Regions from separate parts of the Mus musculus genome. Here all the other regions are linked to region 3. The links are chromatin loops, found by intact Hi-C in ENCODE. Cell type or tissue: heart. All regions are shown on one strand.

Region 1 (5,000 bases), 200 kb before region 3:
AACAAAAACCTTATAGGATGCTGTGGTGTGAACGTAGGAGTGGGAGAGTGGGAGGTGAAGTGAAAGAGCAACAGGGTTTTCTATTTTTGGCCAAGACTGTCTTGTAGGAATTACACTTATTATATTTAAGCATCATTAAATAGAGACAAGAATCGTTCCTGCCTAGCACACCCTAGAAATGTGTGATCACAAAGGAGGAGATTGGCTGAGGTCAGAAGGAAAGGGTTGGAGAACTACTCAGTGTATCAGCTACGTTTTCGAGAGACCTACAGAGCCTGCGAGGACACTCCCAGGAATGAGAGGCAGGAAGGGTTATCCTCTATCTTCAAAGTATTTGAAGCTCTCGTTGGCCTGGGATGCTCTAGCCTGCTAGAGTTCTTTTCCATCTGCTGGAATTAGCCGGTTCTCCTAGGTACTCAAATCATAAACAGAGATTACGAACTAAAAGGGGAACTTGGTGAACTCCAGCCCAAGTGTCATCAACATCCTATGTCCTCCACCTGCTGCTTCCTCCCAGCCACGGAGCCTGACACCTGCCCAGCCCTCAGCAAATGCTTATATGAAGTTTGACAAGGAAACAGGAAGCGCAGCACAGGAAGCCATGGAGCTCAGAGAACAGTGTGTGCAGGGAGAGAGCCAGAGGGAAAGGCAGTGAATGAGAGCTCTCTGAGCTGCATCTGCGCACACAGACACCCCCCCTCCCCCACCCCCATACACTCAACCGCCATTAAGGACACTCTGTTAAACGGATTGGTTCTTTCCTCTCGAATGAGGTAGGAGTCAGAATCTTAGTCCCTTTTGCCTCAAATCCCTCCCCTTTTCCTAGATGGTGCCTGCAACCTCTGAGGACCTCAAATTACAAATTTCAAAACACAGGTTCCAAAGTTCCAAGCACACCTGTTCACAGGAAGCCAGCGATGGGTGGAGCCTTGGCAGGTTCTAACACCTGAGCTTGAGGAGGTCTCTGTCTGTGGAAAGGTTAGGAAGAACCCTTGACTCTGAGAGCAACTGGGCAAAAGCTTGAGTGGACCCTGTCCTGTGAGGCAGAAGGATGCACTTCGGGAGACTGTGTTCTGGCTCACCTTTGTATCAGCTTCGCTCACCAGAACTAAAGCTTGGACCTCCCTTAGAGCTGCTCTCCACAGCTGGAGCACGCTATGAGCAGGTCGTGAAGCACGGAATCAGAACAGCTGTTCTTATGCTTTTTTTTAGCATCTTGTGTTAACCATGCTGTGACTAGAGTTTAAAGACTCGCGGCAGGGCAGGGATAGGCAAGGGTGAATAGTGAAGAAATATGGGGATACGTATTATCATGGTAAGAAGCATGGCAGCACAAAGGTAGACGTGCTGCTGGAGAAGTAGCTGAGAATTCTACATCTGAATTGGCAGGCAGCAGAAAGAGAATGAGTCACAATACACTGAGCCTGGTTTCAGCATCCAAAACCTCAAAGCCTGCCCCTAATGACACACTTCCTTCAACATGGCCACACCTCCTAATAGTATCATTCCCTATGGGGCTATGGGGGCCATTTTAATTTAAAACATCACACTTACCTCTGTTACTATCTCAGGATAATTGATAGTAATCATGATAATAATGATTGCCACCCTAGTAGGTATGAAATGGTACCTCATTGTGCCTTTGACTTACATTTCTCAGATAGCTCAATGTTGAGTCTTGACCATTTGTGTATATAAGAGGGGATTAATCCATAGTCTCCTGATGCTGCACAGGCAGTCTTGAAATCACACTCCTCCTGCCTCAGCCCCCTCTGAGTGCTGGGATTATAGGTATGTGACACCACACTCAGCTTCATTTGTACATTTTTCAGGAGAAATATTTACTATAATGGTTCGGCCGGTTTTAATTGGTTATTGTCCTTCAATGTTGTATTAAAGGTTCTTGACTTATTCTGAGTACTAGACTTCTCTCAGATAATTAGATTGGCAGATATTATCTCCCATGCTATGAGTCTGCACTTTCTTGACAGTCCCTGAAATACAAAATTTAAGTTTTGATGAAATCTAGTTTATTTTAGTTTTTATTTTTTTGATTTTTCAAGACAGGGTTTCTCTGTATAGCCCTGGCTGTCCTGGAACTCACTTTGTAGACCAGGCTGGCCACGAACTCAGAAATCTGCCTGCCTCTGCCTCCCAAGTGCTGGGATTAAAGGCGTGGGCCACCACGCCCGGTTTATAATTGTTTTTACTTTAAGTACTGTATCTAATATTACCCATTTTAAGGCATGTTAGTACAAAGATTTACAGGTATTTTTAAGAAGTAGGTTTTTATTTTTTTATTAGAGATTTTTTTAAGAGTCATTTGTTTGTTTGTTTTATGTATACAAATACTCTGTAGCTGTCTTTAAACACATCATAAGAGGGCATCAGTTCCCATTACAGATGGCTGTGAGCCACCATGTGGTTGTTGAGAATTGAACTCAGAACCTCTGGAAGAGCAGTCAGTGCTCTTAACTGCTGAGTCATCTCTCTAGCCCTAAAAGATTTACATTTTTGATGTTGTTTTCTTCCTCAAGAGTTCATAATTTTAGCTCTTGTGTCCAGGTCTTTGACCAAATTGAAGTTAATTATTTTTCTGTGAAGTGAAATATCACTATCAACAGTCTAGCCATGGCAAAAATAATCAATAGTCTGAGGTATTGTAGCAATCAGGAACATGGTGATTCAACTGTCCAAGAGTGTCACCACTTCTATACAGGTGATTCTATTTAGGGTATATAATAGGAGGTTGTCAACTTCTTAACATACATAGAAATCTGCTTACGGTGGCTTAACTTCACAGATACCCCACAACACAGAGCCAGAGCTCCAAGCAATTCCCCTCAATGCTGATGGCTCACACTGTAGTTTATTTGTATGTGTGTAGCCTACCCCTCTCCCTTGAGTACCACATCTCCACATGGCCCTGGGATATGGGTACCCAGTTCCAGCATCTCCCAATCAAGGTCACCTAGTCTTTCCCCTCCTCCAGTCAGCTCAGACTCCAACTTCCCCTTCTCTGCTGCAGCGCAATTCTTCCCCTCACCCAGGCACAATGTCCTCAGCACTTCTTCTTCCCCTCTCCACTCCTCCCCCAACATCTAATCAGTTTTACATAACTGTTCCTTTGCCCTGGCCACCTGTCAGTGACCTGCTTGGCCCAAGCTCCCCCTCCATTCTGAGACCTTTCCATTCTTCATCTTCTAACTTACCAGAGCACAAGACCTACCAGCTGCAAGAGCAGTCTCTAAAATTCACTCTCTGCCTCAGGAAAGCTCAATGTCTCACAAATTTGATGATTCCTCGAATTTGTTATAATAGGAAAATAATTTCAAGGTCGGGAATCCAAGGCTAACCTGCTCTAACTCCAACCAGCCCTTGGATCTCTTCTTTCTGCTCTCTCTAAAGTCTGTTCTCTGCACTTCTGGGCTTCCAGTCTTCACAGATTTTTCTGTTATCATTTAAGAAAGATGGTGCTGCTGAGCCTCCAAAACCCGCCCCACGGATGGTCAACTAGTGAAGCTCCCAACAGCCTCCCACGTGATTTTATGTGACATTTACTTCATTATTCATAGTGCATAGTACAGTGTCTTGAGCAAGCACACCCTTAGTAGATGTGTATCACAGTTGGCACTGAGCCCACCAACAACAGTGTGGCTGAATCACTTAGGGAACTTCTTCAGAATATCCCACAGGGGAGCCAGATCTCAGTACTTTGAGAAGTTCTCACTTAGGATTCTGATGTACATCACTGTGAACTTCAAAGCCATGCACTGTGGGGCAGGTCTGCAATCCTAGCACTTGGACAGCTGAGAGAGGATGAACATCGTGAGTTTGACACCAGCCTCAGATACACAGTGAGTTCCCCGGTCAGCCTGGAGCACTTATCAAATTACCTATTATTAGATAATTAAAATATGCTGAACGCTAGTTGTGAACCAACCACTATGAGTGCCTCATATCATCTGTCCTCGGAGAACATCACACAGTAGGCAGCTTTGTTTTCCATTTCGAAGATTAGGAAATGCAAGCTTTAAGATGCTAAAATATTTGCCTAAGATCTATAAGCATTATAGATTAAATGAAGGCCACTGGCTGTCAAAGCAAATTTATATGGGCTAGAGAGATGGCTCCCTTATTATGAATGTTTACTGCTGTTGCATGGGGTGTTGATTCAGTTTCCACCACCCCTAGCATCTTAGAACTGTCCATCACACCTATTTCAGGGCATCTGATGCCTTATTCTGGCCTCTGAAGGCACCGTACCCACATAGCATGCTTAATGCATGTGCAGAGAAAACATTCATACCCGTAAAATAAAAATAATAACTAAATTGTTTAAAATATGTAAATAAATTAGATGAACTGTTAGTCACCACTGAATGTTACTTATAATATGTGGGAGGAATAGAACAGTGATTTCCCCCCCACCCACCCACCTCCAAGAAAATGCAATACAGATCTAGTAACTGAGAGCTGTACTCTCCCTTTCTTAGCTTCCTAACTTTGGACAAAGCATTTGCCCTCTCTGAGCTTCTGCTTTTCCTTCTGTAAAATGAGTCTAGCACAGACCTGCTGCAAGGCAACAGACAGGGTGACGTGGATTAAAATGTGTAAGATGCACATAGTAAATGATTGGTAGCCTACCTGTACTGCTATTATCACTACTCTTATTTAAATACATACATTATTCCAAGGCACTCATTCTTAGCTTTCATCAACAGTGGCAGGTTAAGTGTCTTGACAGCTTGAGTGGCAGGCAAGGCTGACTCTTGGGGTAGGGCCAGAATAAGAGGATTTTTCTTGAAAATCTCCTATATGTCAAGGCTTAGATTTGGTGGGGCTGGTGGTAAGAGTGGTGAGATCTTCATCTACAAGTAGCTTAATTTTTGTTATTAAGACCTACAAGGCAGTTTTGTTATGCTATCTACGAGGTTTGCCCACTTGGAAGGAAGCCTGTGGTTCTTGGGGAACAAGCTGCATCAGGGGTTCTCTGTCTC
Region 2 (5,000 bases), 320 kb before region 3:
CCCGCCCCATCTCCTTCCTTGGCTACTGAGAAGCAGGCAGGTTTGCTCCACCACTAATCCTTGGCACGATGCTATTCTTTATCACAGGCCCAGAAACAATAGAACCAAGAAAAAAAATCTTTGGAACTAGGAGCCAAAAATAAATCTTTCCTCCCTCAGTGTGATTGTCTCAAGTATTTCATCACAAAGACAGAAAGCTGACAAGAGTTGTATAAATTCTTTGTTTATAATTAGATCTCATTCCCCAAATATCTCATAGATATATATAGATATATATCTTCTACATACATATAAAATTTACAGTTCAGATATTTGTATATATGTACAAATTCTGTCAACTTTTAAAAATGAAGTCCAAATCATTTGGCCAGTCCCAACCATTATGGATAGATGATTTTTAGTCTTTACTAATAATATTAGGATATCATTTATTTCTTATTAGAAACCTTTGAAATGACTCCAGTGGGTATCAAAATGGTGCTGCCAAATAGCCATGGCTGAGTGGAGGTCAGCTTGTCTCTAAGAATGAGCAGGGTTCTTGTAACTAGAGAGGCTAACTCAGGGCTGAGAGATACATTTGTGAACAGAGCTGATGGACGCTTCTTGACACTAGACGTAATGAATTTATGTTTTTAGTCCACTTAAGCTGGAGTACTCTTCACTTTTGTCCAGAGTGTTCTCATGCAGTTCCATTAACGGAAATTGCTAGGTCAAAAGAAGGTCTGTTTCTCAGAGAGGATGAATTCATATTCATTTTTAAAACACGAGCATAAACTCAGTAAAAGAAAGTTTAATCCTAGATCTGGAGAAAGTGATGGACAGGTGGGTTAGCTGAGCATTGGGGCACTGGATGCTCGCACTGAAGCTTAAGGGAAAGAGCACACGGAGAGATGCGAGGATAGCCTGGGCCACCTGGCTAGCTCTATTAGCCAGGAAGAAAAGCAAGAGACGTTAGTGAGGGATGCTGGGGAAAGAAGCATAAAGGGACGGAGGCAGGCTTCCAATGCCTTGGTCAGCTTCTCCCCGTAACCGATGCTCTTCTGAGTAGAGCAGTTGACTTTGGCTCATTGTGTACGAGGTTTCAGGCTGGGATCAGTTGACTCTGTCGGCCGCCACCATGCCTGCTACATCAAGGTGGAGTAAAACCATCAAACCCATGGCCAGAGAGAGAAAAAACAAAAAGGGAAGAAAATCCCTTAAAGGCCTGAAGCCTTCCACCTGCACCTCTCAGAAGTTCCACCATCTTCTTATAGCATAAAGGCTGGATACCAAGCCATTCATGGGTGAGCCTTGAGGTGACACCTATCCAACACAGCACAGACCAAGAAGGCAATTCAGAGAGATCAATGATAGCATGTGGGTCAGGTTTTACAAAGGAACCAAAACTGAAGGAGCAGAGATAACAGGGCTAGATAACCAACCACCAGGACACCGTGATACAAGACAAAAATGAAACCAAAGGCACTTTCAGGTGGTAACAAGAGCTCTGTTCTAAAAATAGGCAAGCTGACAGGAAGGTAAGTGACATGGAGAGTGGCTCAAAGGAGTGTAGTTGAATTAAGTAAGGCTCTATCACTAATGCCGATCATTCGTCCTCCAGTTAAGAGGCAGATGCCATTTCTCAAGGCCCTTACATTTGAGGAGGGGCCATGCTGCTGTTCAGTTATAAGTCTGAAGTTTTCTGGACCAAAGTGGTGAAAAGCCTGCACTTTGATCTTTAATCTCTTCTTTCTCTCTGTTTCTTCTTCCTCTCTCCTTCTTCTCCTCCATTGTTCATCCCCCTTTTCTCCCTGACTTCTTTCTTCTCTTCTTCCTCCTCTTCTTCTTCTTCCTCCTCCTCCGCCCTAACCCCCACAATGGTTCAGGAGGAGATCCTCCACTTAGATGAGAAAAGCAAAAGATTGAAACATATGCACAGAACAGATAAATATTGTCCATTGAACATATCATGAGATGTAAAAATCATTTGTTATTACAGCATAACTTAGTTCTACCCTTGCTAGCAAACATCAAAGCTAGGGACATAGCAAAAGAGAGTAGCAGGGTTAAGAAAAAAATATTTTTCCATTCTATACTTAATTTTACAAAATGGAAAGACCCAGTGTGGAAGAAAGTCTCTAAGATAATAAAACAATTGTGTGTGTGTGTGTGTGTGTGTGTGTGTGTGTGTGTGTGTGTGTGTACATGCATGCATGTGGTGGCCAGAGGTCAATCTCAAGTGTCATTCCTCAAGAGCCATCCACCTGGTTCTTGAGACAATGTCCCTCAATAGATCTGAGGCTCCATTAGACTAGAGCAGCTGCTCACCAAGCCCTGGGGATTAGTCCGCCTCTGCCTCCCCAGCACTGGCCTCTCAAGTGCTCACCACCACACCTAGCTTTTTTTATGGGTGCTGGGGTTTGAACTCAGGACCTCATGCTTGCACACCAAGAACTTTACCAACTGACTTGTCGCCCTAACCCTGATAAAGCAATGTCCCATAGAAAGTAGACTACATGACAAAAGTCTCTGCTTTTCTTCTTCTAAGGGAGAAATAAAAATCCAGAAAGAATGCTCAAGAGTTTAAGTCAGAGAGGTAGGTGGTGGAAGTGTATGGTTACAGTGCAGGTACTTCCTTCCTAAGAGAAGGGAAGGGTAGGACTGGGAGTTCTTCATGTGGGGCAATTTCAAGGTATGTTGAGCATCCATGCCTGAAATTAAATACATTTGCAGTGACCACCTTTGTAGGTTGGCTTGCTGGCAGCTAGCCAGCTGGGATGACTGGCAAAAGACAGATCCAAAGTGCATTTAACTTCTCTTGTTATTTAAAAAGTAGACCCTTACCCAGAAATGGTTAAGCTGAGTCCTGTCCTCAGTCCTAGCCCTTCTCTTCCTCCCACAGTTTGCCTATGTCCTGTAACTAAATTAGTTATTCTATTTACAGGCCAGTGCTGATCCCCTGACAGAACAAGATGTGCTGTGCTCTCTCTGCAGTGCACTCCTGGTGAACTTTAAGCCACACATCTGTTGCAGAGAAAGAGCTTGTATTCCCCAGTGGCCAACTTTAGCTGAGAGTTCGGGGTCCATCTCCACTGGGGCATATTTTTATTAGATAGGCTGTTACAGAATCCAAGGAATAAATTTAGTTATTTGTCTCGCTACAGTCACTACAGTGCCTCCCAAATAATTGTTCCTTCTATCCTCTTGATGCCAGTCTAAGACTCTTCCTACAAATGAATATTTGGGTTAAAATCCGTCTATGCTTTCCTTTACCCTCAAGCCATTGCAGTGTATGGGGTAAGGATTTATTTCCAAAACCTTTCCAAGTCTCTTTTGGTTAAGACCTGGAGTTGGCATTATTTTGTAAAGAGCCAAAGAGTAACAGCTATGCTTTGTGGAATGTACATCTTGTTGCGACTAGTCAGAAGCTAGAAAGCAGGGATAATATCTGAAAGAATGGGCATAGTCCTGTACCAATAAAGTTTTATTTATTAAACTTAGTCTGTAATTTTTGTTTAGTTTATGTTCTATCCTTTGCTTATCATGACTTAACTGTTGTTGTCCACCAGAAAGACTTTAGATATACTGGCAGATTAAAATATAATAAAAACAAAAATGTAATAAGCAATATATTTTGTATAGTCGTCTTTTAGAAGGAAAAAAAATAACTTAAAACATCAGTTTTGGTTTGGGTTTTGGGTTTGGTTTGGTTTTAACCTTTGGACAATAGTCTAGTATCTTTCCCTTCTTAAAATGCTGTGTTTTAAGATAGATGCCTCTTCTCTACCATACACAAAAGAAAAGAAAAAAGTTAAGAAGAGCAGTGGACTTTAATTCAGAGATGAGAGGGTTAAATGGCTAAAACTGGGAGGGTGAAAGTATCACTTATCTGCAAACACAGCCTCTTCTTTAGAAACTGATTTACCCAGACATCAAATTGATTATAAGATATCTCCAGTAAAAACAAATTGGTTGACCTTCACTTCGGAGATCAAAGGTTACATTCATACCCTGTCGGATGGTTCTGTGAAATTGCTCCCAAGCTGCCTGGTGACATATTTTTGAAAAATATTTTCCTCCAACTTTATCAAGTGTTCTTTGTGTTCTGAAAACATAATTTGAAGTCCCAGCTGAAGCGAAGACTTCCTGAGTCTCAGATAACTGAAACCCTCCAACTGTATCCAGAGACACATGATTAGTTAGGCTGGGCATCAATTACAAGGGTTAATATCTCAAAGTCTAGTTACTTATTGAAGACTGAAACTAACATTTTATAACCACATTTTTTTTCATGAACCAGAAGTAGATAATGAGCTAAAATTGTCTATTTGGATGTCCTTGGCATTGCGTTGCACAAATAACTTAGATAGTAGTATCTGGCAGTGAGCAAATGTTCTCAATTTTTTTATGCCCCTAAGCAAGTCTCAAAGTGAAACTTCACAGTTTAAAAGTTAGGAGAATTGAGCTGAAGAGACAGTGCAACAGTTCAAAGCATTTACTATTCTTGTAGAGAACCTAGAGTTGGTTTCTAGAACCCAGAGGTACAACCACCTGCAATCCAGATTCAGGGGGTACAACCCCTCTTCTGACCTCTGCAGCTTCCTGTACTCACGTGTACACATAAATGCACTCATGCATGTATCGTGCTTCTGACCTCTGCAGCTTCCTGTACTCACGTGTACACATAAATGCACTCATGCATGTATCGTGCTTCTGACCTCTGCAGCTTCCTGTACTCACGTGTACACATAAATGCACTCATGCATGTATCGTGCTTCTGACCTCTGCAGCTTCCTGTACTCACGTGTACACATAAATGCACTCATGCATGTATCGTGCTTCTGACCTCTGCAGCTTCCTGTACTCACGTGTACACATAAATGCACTCATGCATGTATCGTGCTTCTGACCTCTGCAGCTTCCTGTACTCACGTGTACACATAAATGCACTCATGCATGTATCGTGCTTCTGACCTCTGCAGCTTCCTGTACTCACGTGTACACATAAATGCACTCATGCA
Region 3 (5,000 bases):
TGCTGGATGGTTGCAGAGACTGGGCCTGCTTCTCCTCAGCAGCCAGAGGCCTGGCAGCCGAGGCAGCGGAATGGGGAGAAGACGGATAATCCTCGCAGCGGCTGCCTCCTCCGGCGGCCTCCGGAGCCCGGGCCAGGGGGGGTGCGGCGGCGGCGGACGGGAGGCTTAACACCGGCCCGGGTCCCTGGACGTGCCGCCGCCGCCGCCGCCGTGTTGGAGGCAGGAGAAGGGGAGAGAGCAACTCTCCGGCGTTCCCAGCCCTGGCAATGGTGACAGGCGACTCCGACCCCCTCCCCGGAGCCGCGGCCGCCGCCGCCGCTTCTCCCCCCCGCTCCAGGAGCGGGAGGTGCAGCCGCCGAGCCTGCGCCGGCTCCCGCTCGAGCCCACGGCTTCTTCCACCGTCTCTCTCCGAAGCTGCTCAGAAGCTGCCCGGTTAGAACAGACGACGAGGAGGCGAGGCCCGCCGCCGCTGCCGCCGCCGCCGCCCGGCCGGCTCCCCGAGGGCGCTGCCCCCGCGGCTGCTCACAGGCGCTGAGAGGGGCTCTGGGCCGTGGCCGCCGCCGTCTCTCATCTCCCTCGCCTGCGCCGGGCCTGGCCTCACAGCGGCTCAACTCTCAAACTTCCATCATGGCTGCAGCTTCCGAGAGGAGAGAGCTGAGCGCAGCCGCGTCCCGACGCCCAAGCGCGTATCCTGCCGCAGTGCACAAAGAGTCCCGCCACATCACCGTGCGCCGGCCAGCCCGCCCCCTCCGCCGCCCCGCCGGGAGAGCAGGGCGCCTCGGAAAGCCGGAGGGGAGGCGGGAGGCGGGCGGGAGGCGGGCGCTGAGCCGGGGACGGGGCGGGGCGGGGCGGGGCGTCGGAAGGGACAGGGGCGGGGAACGCCGCGGAGCATGCCCAGTGTGTCCGCGGCTCGCTCCCGGAGCTACGCCGGCTTTGGCCTCAGCGCAGAGAGACCCGGCAAAGGTACAACAGGCTGGGGCCGAGTGAGGGTGCGCTGAGCACAATCGCTGACCGCTCACAGGTGGATCGCACTAGCTGACCGCCTTGGTCGGTGCTCCGGGAGCCTCAGGGGCAGGATTATCCTTCCTGCGTCTGTCCCTGCGTTTCTTCGGAACGGCTTTCATTCCCTGCCCTGCGCTGTGGTCAGATTGCAGTGCTTCGCTAGGATTTGTCGGCGACAGTCTTTACCTAGATAACACACCTCTCCCCCTCACGGTGTCCTCAAGGTGTCAGTCTTTGCACAAAGAACAACCCCTATTGTGTCTCCCGCGTGGGTCACCTCATCGGGCTCCGGTTCCCTGCCCCGCCTCTTGCTTCCCAGGCAGCTGGGTTCATTTGCCCGAAAGATGAACGCTCCCAGCCAAGCATGATGATTGTGCATACGGGGCGTGTACATTCACATCTCCCCTGAGTTTCCAGGGCCCAAAGGACACCCCTGGTTGGACAAAGTGGGTCTCCGTGAATAGAGTGCACCTCACACACACCCCTCCACCGCCCGGTGATGAGACCCGCAGCTCCCCGCAGCGGTGGGTCTACCGGATCACAGCCAAGCTCAGTCTTCAAAGAGCTAAGCCCCCACCCCCAATCCCCACTTCGTGGCCGCTATGAAAACCCGGCAGAATTGGATCGCGATGGCCAGGTTCTGACCCTGTCGGACCTTGCATGTTCGAGGACCCGGTTACTGAGCCCGGGTGTGGAGTATGGGACGTTCGGAAGCTGCAGCCAGCGAGTGGGCGGGGCGAGCAGGCCTGGGAGGGCTCAAAGGCGAGGTGGAAGGATACATGAGCCGCGGTCGGAACTACTTTCAGGAGGAGGTCACGTGTGGTCCTAGTTGGGGAACTTTCCAAATTCCCATTCCCCTATCTGTGTGCTCCTGGGGCAGGAGCTTGGTCCCCTCTGCTCTATTAGGTGATCGCCCCCGCCTCCTTCTCCCGTGTGGTCTGCTGGACCCCTCTCTTGCCGGATCGGAGCAGAGAATAGCATCCACGAGCCGTCCGCAGGAGCGCTGTCGGGGCCGAGCGCCTGGGGAGCTGGTTACACAAGCAGCCACATCCAAGCACGTGCCCCCGCCACCCCTCTCTGCTGGCCGCCGCCGGTTTGTGCACGCTGACGCGGAGAGTCCCCAAGCTGTTCCTCCCTTTCGCTTGTAACCCATAGAGCTAGCCAGAAGGCCGGGACACGAGACTCCTGTTCTGGATCTGCCCACACCGCGCGTTCCCAACCGTGGGAGAAGAGGCCGGGCCCTAGGGGGAGGCGCGGGGCGGGGGTGGGGGGGATTGACGCATCTCCTTCGCTTAATGAGGTGAACCCTTTCTAGATCTGTACTCGCGGGGCAAAAGGGTATCTCCTGTTGCTGCTGGCTGGTTAGGCTTACCGATGTTGCAACAAACTTCCAGTCACTGCCCCTGAACTGGTGAGCGCGCCCCACCTACCGTAGACTCAGCCAAGTGACTTATCTGAGCACCTAGTCAATGGCTGTCAGCCCAGAACAAACCTGTCAAGTAAAAGCTTACTGCCGGGATTGGCTGACCTGTCGCGGTTGAGAGAGCTGGTTCAGAAATGCTGATAACTAGCGTACAGCCCCTCCTCCCCCACCAACCAGCCACAAAGCAAGCGATCACCTTGAGCTTGGAGGGAAAAAAAAAATGACATCAACTCCAATGTAGGTAGAGTTTTCTTCCTTATTGTTCTTTTCCCAGGGGACTTAATTCTCAGGATGCCAATCTGAGCCCTAAAGTATCTCTGAGTTGAGACCTAAGCTGAAACACTGGATCATTTTAGAAATCCGGAGGATAGTAGTCAGTTATGGATTTGCAATAATTGCGAGTAGGTGTCTAGGAAAGGCTAGCTGGGGGTTTAGAGTACAGGAGAAGGAAAATTTCATAGGTCCACACAGCATAGTTGCAGGCAGCCTCTGAAGTCTAGAAACCTCAAGAGGCTCGGCTCAGAGAGCTATGGGCCATTACCGAACTGCAGGACTGCTAATTAAACCGGGGATATTTACAGTTCTATTAGAGCTCTCTGAAGCTACTCAAACATTGCATTTAGATACATCCTTTAAAGATCTCTCCGCCAGAGATAGCAGCCCAAGCTAAGCCAGCGTTGATGTTTATTACAGGCTGTTTTGGGGCAAGGTTCTGGTCAGTAGAGGGAGGGCAGGGATGACCAATGAGAGCAATCTGAGAACAATAGCCGAGAGGCCTCTATTTGGTTTCTAACGATGTAAATAAATTCGGTTCACACAGCCTAATCTAAGATGGAGATCTAGTTTACACAGAATCCCCAATGTCAAAGTGTTAGCTGAGATGCACAGCAAAAACCTAAGTGGTGCTCAGCAGAGTGTCTACTACTGCTGTGGGGAAAAATAAGGATGAAGTTACATCAAGAGAAGTGGGTTGAAAAGGGGAAATGGCCCACATTCGTTCCTGTCCCCAGAGTCCCTGTTACTAGCATCACCCTCTTTTGCCTCTTCCCTGGAGGCATCTTGCGTGACATTACTCGGAGCGTCTAAGAAGCTCGGAAATCTTCCTCTAAAGAAAAAGAAAGACATTCATCCCTAAGCTTCCTGATGCCTGGCTGGAGGAAAAAAAAGGACCCGTTTCTGTTTCCAGAGCATCACTCCATAGAGCACAAGGAGGCGCATCCCAGCGCTGACCCCAGCCCACAAGCACCACCAAGTGAGGCAAGAAAGCCGAAAGCCAGCTAGCTGCTTCGCTCGGCTGCTCTGCAGGGCTGAAGGAACAGACACGCGGTGTTGGCAGGTGTGTGGGCCCCTCTGACATCAGCTGGCCACGCTGACAGCATCAGGCCTTGTTGGGAGTTTCTAAATACACCCCTACTTCCTTTCGCAGCAAATATGTTTCTGTGCAGCCTTTTAAAATTTTTTGGAGTTTTTCACATCTTTATTCCACTCAAAGGATGTGAGTAGGGCAAAAGGGAAAAAGTCCATATAGCAATTTTATATATATATATATATATATATATATATATATATATATATATATATGAAAATGTATATATTTATATGCTTGGCTGTACAGATATTACAATACACTGGTTTCCAAGTGCTTCATTTCCTCACCTGTCTGGATTTAAAACACTCAAGGGAGAAACAGAAGCTTATAACGAAGGGAGAATTATGTAAAGCTCTAGGGAGACTGACTATATAGAATAATTAGGGAGTATGATAAACCAGCTTTAATGATAGTTTCCAACAGCTGATTCCAGAACTCTATTGTTACTACATGCTAAAGATGTCCAAAGAAAATTCTTTCCCTTGATAAGTGGGACACCAAGAAGGGGATGTAGGTAATATAAATAGTTGATGTGTTGTTGTAGGCTCTGTGCAAAAGCATCTCGTGTGTGAGCACGCTGCTGCTGTAGTGCCTTTCTCCTTCCCCACATCTCTGACCCCTCAACAAGAGAGCTCAGTCTAGCGCTTTAATTTTTAAGCAAGCTTCTCTATTTTTATCAAAAAAAAGCATTTTCTAGATATATAATGGATTAGCTAGCACATTTGGCTTTGAATTTAAACTGCCCTGTTCTTCTACAGCTCTGAAAGCTTTCTTCTTATTTATTCTGTGATTTCTCCTTCTACTTTTTATTTTTAATTTACATCTATCTGTTGTTTATGCAAGCGCATGAGGGCGCATGTGCACAGGTCCTGGCACATTTGTGCACAGCAGGGGGCAACTTGCAAGAGTCTGTCCTCTGCTTTCACCCCGTAGCTTCTGGGGATCCAATACAGGTTGTCAGGTTTGATGGCACACACCTTTACCCATGGAGCCATCTTACCACCCCACTATTGCTCTTTCAAACACCACTTGCTCATGCTTTCTCCAGAAGGCACCTCTGTGAGTCCTGCAATTCCTGTATTCCAAGAGAAAATTTCAAATGCCTGTCTAGGGGCTGGTGAGATGGCTCAGCAGTTAAGAGCACTGATTGCTCTACCGAAGGTCCTGAGTTCAAATCCCAGCAACCACATGGTGGCTCACAACCAT
Region 4 (5,000 bases), 75 kb before region 3:
TACCCAGGGGGTCCCCACCCACTCAGAGGAGAAGAGGACAGGGGATGAGGTAAGTATTGTGGGAGGGGCTAACTGGGAGTGGGCAGTGAGCAGGATGTAAAGTGAGTAAGTAAGACAATTGATTCTCAAGCTGCTCTTAAGATGGATAGTTACCAAGTTCTCTTCATCTACTGGCTAGGCTCTTCATAGCCTCTCTTGAATTGTCCATTTTGTATGTTCTTTTCTTCTTTCAGATGCCATATCTTTTAGAAATAACGTAATTTTGTTTGCTGAGACCATCTTTCCATTTAGTTGTATATTTCTAATCATTTTACAATATGATTATAACACAATCATTACAATAGCTGTTTTTGTCTGTCATTTGACTTAGTCTAAGCATTTCCATCTGGGAAATCTGCAGTTGGCATCGCTTGATTGTCTTTTTCCTTGTTGCTCTCATTTTCCCAGTCCTTCCCAGTTAGGAAACATTGGATGGCGTACTGTGTACAGCAAAGGTCCTGTTATAATTTTCAGAAAAGCATTGGATGGATGGATAGGTGGATGAATGAAATCAACTGGTAAACTCAGATTGTGAGTTGTGTCTCACCTCTGAGTGGGAACTCCATCACTTTCACTTTCATGTTTGACACTTTGGGCGTGTTCCCTGGGCTCTGTCTCTATACCCATCCCCCTTGGGGATAAGTGTCGGGTACATGGAAGTCCCTAAATTGGAAGTAAAGATTTCCTTTCTAGTTAGTCTGTATTTTCCCCAGTGACCCACCTCTAGCCCCACTATGCTCTCTGGCTCTTGTATCAGTTTTTTTTTTGCCCCCAACCCCCAGCCAGAGAACAGGATTCCCATTTTAGCTAATCATAACACCCCTGCTGTACCAGGCTATATGTGGGTCCCAGCTCCGTTGAAAAACTAAGATGAAGGAACAAGACCTATGCCTGTTTAACCCTACAGTTACTTTTCATGTTTCATGGGGAGATTTTCTTTAATGGCTGATGCAAGGTTTTTACTAGGGGCGAGGAAACACATGGTAAGAGACACAGAGAAAGAACCTCTGAAAGTTAGAGGAGGACTGGGGACACTGAAGTCCAGTTTCTTATGGAGGGCTGGGAGTTTTGAGGGCCTTTGAATAGTCTTCCTCTGCTAATTTAGGCCTGGTCAGATTGAACAAAAGCAAGGAGAGAGGCTAATGTGCCCATATGTGGCCTCAGCCTTGAACTTGTCAGAACAGCCTACCAGCAAGGGGGTCTATTGTCAGAAGAAAAAGCCCACCAGGCCCTTAGGCCTTTGTCTCAGGTCAGGAGTGTGGGAAAGAAGCCTGAAGCTTGCCATCTTTCTTATCTGTTTTTGGCCCCTTTCCCTAGGTGGGCAGTGCCAATGGGAAAATTACTTGGACAAGTCTGGAGGAGTTCCCAGGCATCCACTTCTTAGGCAGGGCTCCGAGGCCTAAGGAGTAACAGCCAGTTGCAGTTAGACTCAGATCTCTCAAGCAAAACTTCACTCAGTCTAGATGTAGAGAAGACGGTTTTCTCTGACCCCCTCTTTCCACAGGGTTTTGGCACATGGTCCAGTCAGCTGCACGATTTACATTCTGTCTTACTAAGTAAGTCTTAATATTACTCATCGGGTTAAGGAATTTTCTTCATTAACTTGGTTTCTTAACCCCCCATGAGGCTGTGATGGAAGAAACCAAAAGGCCAACTTCTAAATTTAAACTAATTAAAGGCTTGGGTTTGAGACAAACCCAAGCCAGACTACCAGTTTGCTCCACCATATACATCTTGCAATGGACAGTGGTGGCAAAGAAAATAGCATCTTACTGATGACAAAGCCTACTAAGGTTCTTGTGATCTTTCTCTAAATGGGGCATAATCACCCACGGCATTTTCTTTTTCTCCGACAGATCTCTCTACATAGTTCTGACAAACCTGGAAATTACTATATAGACCAGGCTGGCCTTGAACTGAGACCTTCCTGTTTCTGTCTCCCAGGGGCTAGGATTGAAGACACGAGCTGCCACACTCAGCTTCTCCAACAATTTTCTGGACTACTTTTTCAATAGGAATTAAAATAGTACTAACAGTGTGTTAAAGACTCTATGCCGCTCACGGAGCTAGCTCCGAGGATGCATAGTCACCAATGGTTGCCTTATGTTCAGGATCATCAGTTAAGTTTATCAAAGCTCCTTATTGACCCTCTTGAGAGACACTCTGATGGCTGCCCCTCTCTGTTCTCCCTTTCAGCATGGAATAAGTTAGAAAGATGCCCCGCCCACCCCACCCCACCCCCAAACACACCTAACGGCAGTTAGCATGGCCGGAGAGGGGAGTGTGGGACTAGGAGAGTCACACAAACCCTTGGTTGGTGCAGAGATTCTTAGTTGCTATCTGTGCGGAATGATTCAGTGGTTTTATTATGCTTTGATCAGTCCATGAGCTCCTCTGAGTATTTCTCCAAAATTCACCTTCCACCATTTTATCCTACGATCTGCTCTGCCTTCCTTTCATGGTGTCCTAGCTTTGTTCCCACATCAAACTGTTGCACTTGCTGTTCCCGCGGCATGGTCTACAAGCTTCTCTAGCTTCTACACTAGGGTGATTCTAACTGGAGGCACATAACAGACTTGCTGAGTGGAAGTTAACTGAGCACCATCCACCAATCTGAATATTCCAGCTCAAACAAAAACAAAGGACATTTATTTAATGGATTTCACACCGCATTAGCAAGTCAGAGCTCCAATTCTGTCTCCTGATACACACCATTATATACCCATAACTTACCAATGTACCCTGTCAAGACTCTTATGGCTTGAATTAAATGGCTTTTTTTTAAAGATTTATCTTTATGTGCATGAGTATTTTGCCCGCACTGTATGTGAAACACTATAAGCATGCAATCTCATGGAGGCCAGAAGAGGGCATTCGTTGGATTCCTTGAAACTTGAGTTCCATAGGTTGTGAGCTGCCATTGGGGTGTTGGGAACCAAATCTGAGCCCTCTGCAAGAGTAGCCAGGACTCTTAACTGCTGAGCCACCTCCCCAGTACCTAAGCAATTATTTTTGATGTCCATTTTTTTTTTTTTTTTTTTTTTGGCAAGACCTAACACTGGTTTGTTCTTTTTACTATTTCTAACAAATGAAGAATATCCAGTGACTCCATGATACAATTTATTTCAGAGCTTCAATTTTCAACTGTTTCGCATTTGACTCTAAGAGACAGTGCCAGCCGGGCGTGGTTGCGCACGCCTTTAATCCCAGCACTTGTGAGGCAGAGACAGGTGAATTTCTGAGTTCGAGGCCAGCCTGGTCTACAGAGTGAGTTCCAGGAGAGCCAGGGCTACACAGAGAAGCCCTGTCTCGAAAATCCAAAAACCAAAAAAAAAAAAAAACAAAAAACAAAAAAACAGAGAGAGACTGTGTCATACTATGGAAGAAACCACAGACTATGCTGGGTTCAAATCCAATTCCTTACTACCTAGCTGTGAAGTTGGATACTTTGTTTTTAAGGTTTCAGGAATGAAATCACCTCTCCCTAAAGGAAAGTGAAATATGCTTTTCACCCAGGGCAGACTCAGAACCACCAGGCTACAACTCCGCTGTGGCTCTGGCCTCCCTCTTGTGTAGTCTGGGCTCTCCTCACTTCTTTCCTGCGTCACATTCTCTTCTTACTTCTGCTTCAGTACTTTGATTTTTTTTTTCCTCCCTGTGCTGCTGTTTTGCCTTCCAGGTAAAGAACCTGACTTACTTAAGTTTTTGGAGATTCAGTCAAGTTGCTTGAGACTTCCAAGTACCTCTTAGCCACCATTTTATACCTGAGAAAATCATGTTCATCCTGATGTTGTTTTAATCTTACTTTTTTATTATATGTAAGTACACTGTAGCTGTACTTCAGACACTCCAGAAGAGAGCATCAGATTTTGTTACAGATGGTTGTGAGCCGCCATGTGGTTGCTGGGATTTGAACTCAGGACCTTTGGAAGAGTAGTTGGTGCTCTTAACTGCTGAGCCATCTCACCAGCCCTCAATCTTTTGAAGCAAAGTCTTTTAAGTCTTCCCTATGGACAGCTGACATAGGAAACTTTTACCTCAGACCTCCATTTTTACCAAAAGAGTAAAACATTCACTGTGTGTGTATACACACACACACACACACACACACACATCACTAATAACCAGAGGTGTTGGCAACACATCTGTAATTCCAGTATTCTTACCTGGGAGACTGAAGCCAAAGGATCATGTGCTGCAGGTCAGCCAGAACTATATCGTGAGTATAATGCCAGCCTAAGTACCCTGTCTCAAAACAAACCAAAAACTCCCAAACAAAAACAAACCCCCCCCAAGAACATTTATAATCCTAAAATATAATCTTTCCATCAGCTAATTATTTCTACCATGAAGAAGTCTAATTGCTCTTGTGACTTACAATGGCTGTACTTACTGAAGTACTTGCTAAAGAATACCTGGTATGGGCAGATGAGAAGGCTCAGGAGATGAGCACCAAGCCTGACAACCTAAGTTTAACTTCTGGGACCTACATAGTGGAAGGAGAAAAAAGACTCCTGACAAGTTGTCCTCTTAACCTACATGGAGTATCATGGCAAACATTTGCATATACAAAAACACACAAACGTAATAAGTAACAAGAATATAGCTTGTGGCTCCTCTGTTAAAGGCAGCCACACAAAAAGGTTTCTTATCAATAATATTCACAGGAAAACATTAAGTAAAATTAAAATTTTTAGTTATTTTCTTATTTTTTGAGACAATGTAATTTTTTAATTTATTTATTGTTATATGTAAGTACTGTAGCTGTCTTCAGACACACCAGAAGAGGGCATCATATCTCATTACGGATGGTTGTGAGCCACCATGTGGTTGCTGGGATTTGAACTCAGGACCTTCCGAAGAGCAGTCGGTGCTCTTAACCTCTGAGCCATCTCACCAGCCCGATAATGTAATTTAATTACATAATTTCTCCCCTTGCCTTCCTCCCTTCCAAATCTTCC
Region 5 (5,000 bases), 130 kb before region 3:
CACACATGTGACCTGCATACAAAAGCCACTTCCAAATTCTAAAAAGTTGCTTTCTGTAGGGATGGCTATGGTCAAAAGTTCTGTGCTTATTTTCTAGTCAAGAAAGCTGTCAGGAAAGGAGAGGCATGTGAACTTCAAGAAGCCTTTATAAAATAAATATGACCTAGTCCAGCTTAGAGATTTGGGAACTAGCCTCCTCATGCCGACCATAAACTCAGAATTCCTCTCAAGACTCTCCAAAGCTTCCCTGAGAACCAAGTTGACCGCCTTTATTTCAGCCAGTCAGCACTGGATGACCTGCCCTGAGCTCTAAGTTTACTTAACAGTATTATCACAAAGGGTGGTTTTGGGAAGTTATTTTTGACCTCCAATACTTAACGAGATCTATAGACAAAGTCAGACTTGGATAAATGTCAAAACAACTGAAATACAGAAATTACGCTACTGGCACCAGAAATTTCCACTTTTAGCTGTTTTCAAACACCCTTCTCAGCATTTCCAAACTTCCTTTCATAGAGTCCCACAGCTACAATGACATTTCAGACTTTGGGCGGTGTTTTGTTTTGTTTTGTTTGATTTGCTTGCTATGCAGCCCTGCCTAGCCTGGAATGCTGTATGTAGAGCAAGCTGGCCTCAAAGTGGAGATCTGTTTACCCCTGCCTTCCAGCTGCTAGGATTAAAAGGTGGGCATTACCACACCTAGCTGCATTTCAGAGTTTTATATTTAAATACGTAACCTGTGGAATATCCTCTTCCCTCCCAACCAGAGACTGGCTTAGCTAGGAAGTCTGAAGGGCTGGGTTTTAATATGCAGCTGGTAAGAATTTACTGGTGAGGAAAAAAAAAAAAGAAAGGCCCTTTAAAATAGCTGGATCTATTACTGACACCATCTGTAGGAAAAAGCAATATGCCAGTCATTGGGTGAATTGGATGGCAGGGTAGCAAAATGGATGCAGACAGATTGGCCCATGAGGCCATGGACAGATGAGAATGGAAAGACAATGAGTGTGATGGGGAGAACAAGAGGAAGGTGATGTAGGTTTGTGTCAAAAGAGCAGCTGGATTATGTGGGGCTACTCTGAACGCCTGTTACTTTGCTGCTAAGTGGAGGCCATCATTTCTCATGGAGGCATGTGCAGATTAAATGAGCTAATATAGGAGATGCTGAGGTACTGAGTTTCTGCTTTCAACAGATGAGAGGAGAAAGAAGAGAATAGCTATTATTACCAAAAGACAAACATGTTACACATTTCTATCGCAGACGTTGCTCAGCAATTAGACCTCTCAGGTGTATTTCCTTGAATTGTTTTTCTTAGAACACACAGAAGCTTAGGAAACCTGAGGAATCGGTGAGCTACTGAGTGTCAGACTCCACGGTAACAGTTCAGACACTAAGGTGTCCTTGAAACAAGGTGTCACCAACCACTGAACGACAAAAGGGAATTAACAGATGCTGATTCGTCACAACCGCACTCTCGGCTTCTCTTACCCCATTAGCAACACTGTCCGAGCAAGCCTTGAGGATATCCATATGTAGTGTTGAGGATATCCATATGTAGTGTTGAGGATATTTGTGTGTAGTGCTGAGTATAGCCTTCATGATATTCATATGTAGTGTTGAGTATAGTGTCGAGGACATTCTTATGTAGTGTTGCTCAGACTAGCTTCCTGAATCTACTGGAGTGCCTTCCACCAGCCCACCATCTTGTTCCAGGGTGGTTATCCAACATATGCTCTCTGTTCCCGCCTATCTGCATTTGCCAAAGTTGTCCGCTCATCTGGAATCCTCTTTCCTCCTTTGGTGCAGTGAAGCTAGCCAGTATGACAGTGGTGTGCACCCTTTCCTTCCTCCTGTCCACCATCCCATGAGACGAATTGCCCTCTGCTGCCCAGACATACACACAGTAAATACACAAATCTCCTTATGGCGTAACACCTTACTGTGTGCCCAAAAGATGACATTTTTGAAGTGCTGATTTTCCTGTACGTGTTCTCAGTTGGAAAGAGGGTCTCTACAGAGACAGGTTAAAATGAGGGCATGGGTAGACGCTAAGGTTATGTAACTGTGTTTCTTAAGGAAGCCTGCATTCGGTTACTGAAAGAGATATGCAGAGTGGGGACTGGGAAAGCCATGCAGAGGCAGAAGATTGGTGCAACTGCAAACTAAAGATTGTCAAGGCTCTTTCAGCAAGCCAGAAGAAGCCAAAAGTGTGGCATTGAGCAGATAACCCTCTGAGCCCTGAGGAATCCCATCCCGGTGACAGCTTGACTCCTGATTTCCAGATCTGCCTCTGTAACTGAGTCATTTGAATCTCAGTGCTCTCTGTTGCCACGCCTGTTGGAATCCAACCCATACCTCAGCTGTGTCTGGTTTCCATAGGAGATCCCTGAGGTAAAGAACTGAGTCTCTCTTGTGTCTTACATCATCTGGCAGGTAAAGGGCTCTCTTTGCTCTCAGTTCTCACTAAATTACCCCCAGGAGTGCACAATGTGAAACACTGGCTTGTAGGCTGGTCGAACTCACCACCTCCTTTGGTAAGTAAAGTTTTGTAAGAACGCAAACACATTCATACTGTCTAAGGCTGGTTTTATTCTAAAGCAGCTATAGCTAGTTAGTGGCAGCTGAAACTATACCATCTACAATGCCTAAAATACTTATTTAAAAAAATTACTACTGACCATTGGTCTGAAAGAAAGCACATAAATGAACAGTCATAGACTAAAGCAAGTTCTGGGACATTTCACAAATAAATGCAAAACAAGAGATGATGGACTGAATCAGCCCTTAAGATGATATTTGGACACTGAGGAAAAAATATTTATTTATTCATTTATTTGTTTGTTTTGTTTTGTTTTTGTTTTGGCTTTGTTTTTTTTTGTTTGTTTGTTTTCTTTTGTTTTGTTTTGTATTTTTGAGACAGGGTTTCTCTGTGTAGCCTGGGTTGCCCTGGAACTCACTCTGTAGACCAGGCTGGCCTCAGAGATCCGCCTGCTTCTGCTTCCCAAGTGCTGGGATTAAAGGCATGCGCCACTGCCATCCAATTTCTGAGAAAAAAATTATTTGGTAAAAGCAAAATACATAATGTAGTCACCCAACTGTACTGTTGGACTCTCTGGACTGTTCATGTTGGCTGATACTAGTGGTTCCTGAGTGGCTGAGCAGAAAGGTGAAGCCAGCCCACGGAGGCTAAGGTGGGGTCAGAAAGCAGAAACACTAGAGGTTCCCCTCCATGGGCTAGTGGCATGGCTATTCCAAAAAACAAACAAACAAACAAACAACCCAAAAAACAAAAACATCTTCCCTGCTGAGCAGGCTTAGAGGTGTAATCGGGATTTGACATGGTAAAGATGAAGCTTTCCTGAGAAGAGGAAGTGGGGCCAGAGTTGAGAGTTGCTAGTGAGATACAGAGAAACTCCAGAGCATAAGCAGTAGGGAGTGAAGAGGACCAGCCCTTGACACTGTTTAAAAAGCAGAGACAGGAAGTAGTACCGCTAAGGCCCTGGGAAAGGACTAGAGGCTGCCTGAGACCAGTCCATGGCCTGATGACTCTTGCTCGCTTGTCTGACCCTCACAGTGGGAGGAGACACTTTGGTTATCAGGGAAGAAAGGAAAGAAACAAGAAATTAAAGATGAGAGAAACAGACAATAAAGATGACAAGGCTAAAATTAACACCACACATACAAAACTTTAAGTGGTACACTCTTTCTCTCTCTATAAACAGTCTATCCCTTCTCTAAGTCAGTGAGACCGACCCCCCCCACCCCAAAAAAATGGCATTCTTGTCGTTTACAATAACATGACCGAACGTAGAGGGGTTTGTGCCTGAGAAGTTAGCCAGGCACAAACAGCAGATAGTCTTGCTTACCTTGGTACCCTGAAGAAGACAAACTCATAGAAACAGGTAACGGTAGTTTCCAAAGGGATAGGCGACAGGAACAATGAGTTCAGGTAACGCAAAGGGTAGCGGCGCATCAGCTCTGAGTAGAATACAACCCCTAACTACACTCCATTGAAAAGTACTACACATAGCCGGCCATGGTGGCGCACGCCTTTAATCCCAGCACTCGGGGGGGGGGGGGGGGGGGGGGGGGGGGACAGAGGCAGGCAGATTTCTGAGTTCGAGAACGAGTTCCAGGACAGCCAGGGCTACACAAAGAAACCCTGTCTTGAAAAAAAAAAATGCTACATGCTTGGGATTTGCCAGGAGAGCTGGGTTTTTTCTGTTGTTGTTGTTTTTTGTTTTAATTATTATTATTCTTTAATCTTTTTTTTTTTTTTTTTAACAGTTCAATCGTTATCCCCCTCCCCGTCTGTCCTCATCCCATTCCTCATTCCGGTCCCCCGGTCTCCAAGAGGATGTCCCATCCCCCAACCCCCACCTCCCACCCCCACTCTTCCAAACCTTCCCATTCTCTGGGTCCTCAAGTCTTGTCTGACCCTTGAGGAGAACAAGTTTTACGTTTTCTCATTCACCACTCAAAGTAACCGACAATGAGGATAGCTACGCCAACCCTGGCAAGCGCAGAGCGGTGCGCGCAAATATCAAAACAGCACAGAGCCATTGGAAACCCAAGGCAACTCTGCATTGATAATGCTAGGGAGACGATCCATTCAGTAGGGCTGAAAATTAATCAAGTGCATATGATCCTTTCCCCGCAGACGGCCCAGCCACTTCAACAACTGGCTTAAAGTAAATTAACAGGTTTTAAGGTAATCCCAGCTACAAATTACTGTCTGCCCGCTCTGTGCCAGGTGCTATGCAAGTTACTTTACATAGATTACCTCATTTGATCCTGGTTAAAGCCGAGTGTGGCAAATCTACAGTAAGGTATAATCTCTGCTTTCTCAGGTAAGGAAATTGAGGCTCACAAAAGTCACACAATGATACAGCATTCTGGGAAGGGTCACACAATGATACAGCGTTCTGGGAAGGAGCTGGGGAGTATCCATCCTGCAAGAAAAGGAATTAAAGTACATGTTTATCCAATGCTTGTTCTG

What was found. A loop is a pair of places that touch in the nucleus more often than their neighbours do. Peaks named below come from ENCODE experiments on the same cell type or tissue, not always from the same donor. Only the 100,000 strongest peaks of a DNase experiment are listed, where the experiment ranks them.
Region 1: a loop joins it to region 3, with 8 times the contacts of the local background. A loop is called at or near these places in 25 of 42 quality-filtered maps.
Region 2: a loop joins it to region 3, with 2.5 times the contacts of the local background. A loop is called at or near these places in 5 of 42 quality-filtered maps.
Region 4: it touches region 3 in a loop (2.5-fold over the local background); 2 of 42 quality-filtered maps call a loop at or near these places.
Region 5: it touches region 3 in a loop (2.2-fold over the local background); 2 of 42 quality-filtered maps call a loop at or near these places.

Annotation. Positions count from the first base shown.
Region 1 is chr19:32,949,037-32,954,036 of GRCm38, reverse strand. No RefSeq gene overlaps it. Among named protein-coding and RNA genes, the nearest start is that of Gm36914, 8.6 kb to the left of the region's middle. In heart, no CTCF peak of the experiment used is centred here; DNase peaks (open chromatin) are centred at 556 and 3,026.
Region 2 is chr19:33,078,134-33,083,133 of GRCm38, reverse strand. No RefSeq gene overlaps it. Among named protein-coding and RNA genes, the nearest start is that of Gm29863, 5.1 kb to the left of the region's middle. In heart, no CTCF peak of the experiment used is centred here; a DNase peak (open chromatin) is centred at 2,973.
Region 3 is chr19:32,753,275-32,758,274 of GRCm38, reverse strand. It overlaps Pten (phosphatase and tensin homolog), which reads right to left and starts at 698. Exons shown (of 9, transcript NM_008960.2): 1 at 1-698. It also overlaps the pseudogene Gm36566. In heart, CTCF peaks have their summits at 981 and 2,412; DNase peaks (open chromatin) are centred at 64, 704, 1,754, 2,094 and 1 weaker place; H3K4me3 peaks cover 3,472 bases; H3K27ac peaks cover 2,696 bases; H3K27me3 peaks cover 891 bases.
Region 4 is chr19:32,827,991-32,832,990 of GRCm38, reverse strand. No RefSeq gene overlaps it. Among named protein-coding and RNA genes, the nearest start is that of Pten, 73 kb to the right of the region's middle. In heart, CTCF peaks have their summits at 2,909 (motif pointing right) and 4,815 (motif pointing right); no DNase peak of the experiment used is centred here.
Region 5 is chr19:32,880,091-32,885,090 of GRCm38, reverse strand. No RefSeq gene overlaps it. Among named protein-coding and RNA genes, the nearest start is that of Gm36774, 48 kb to the left of the region's middle. In heart, no CTCF peak of the experiment used is centred here; no DNase peak of the experiment used is centred here.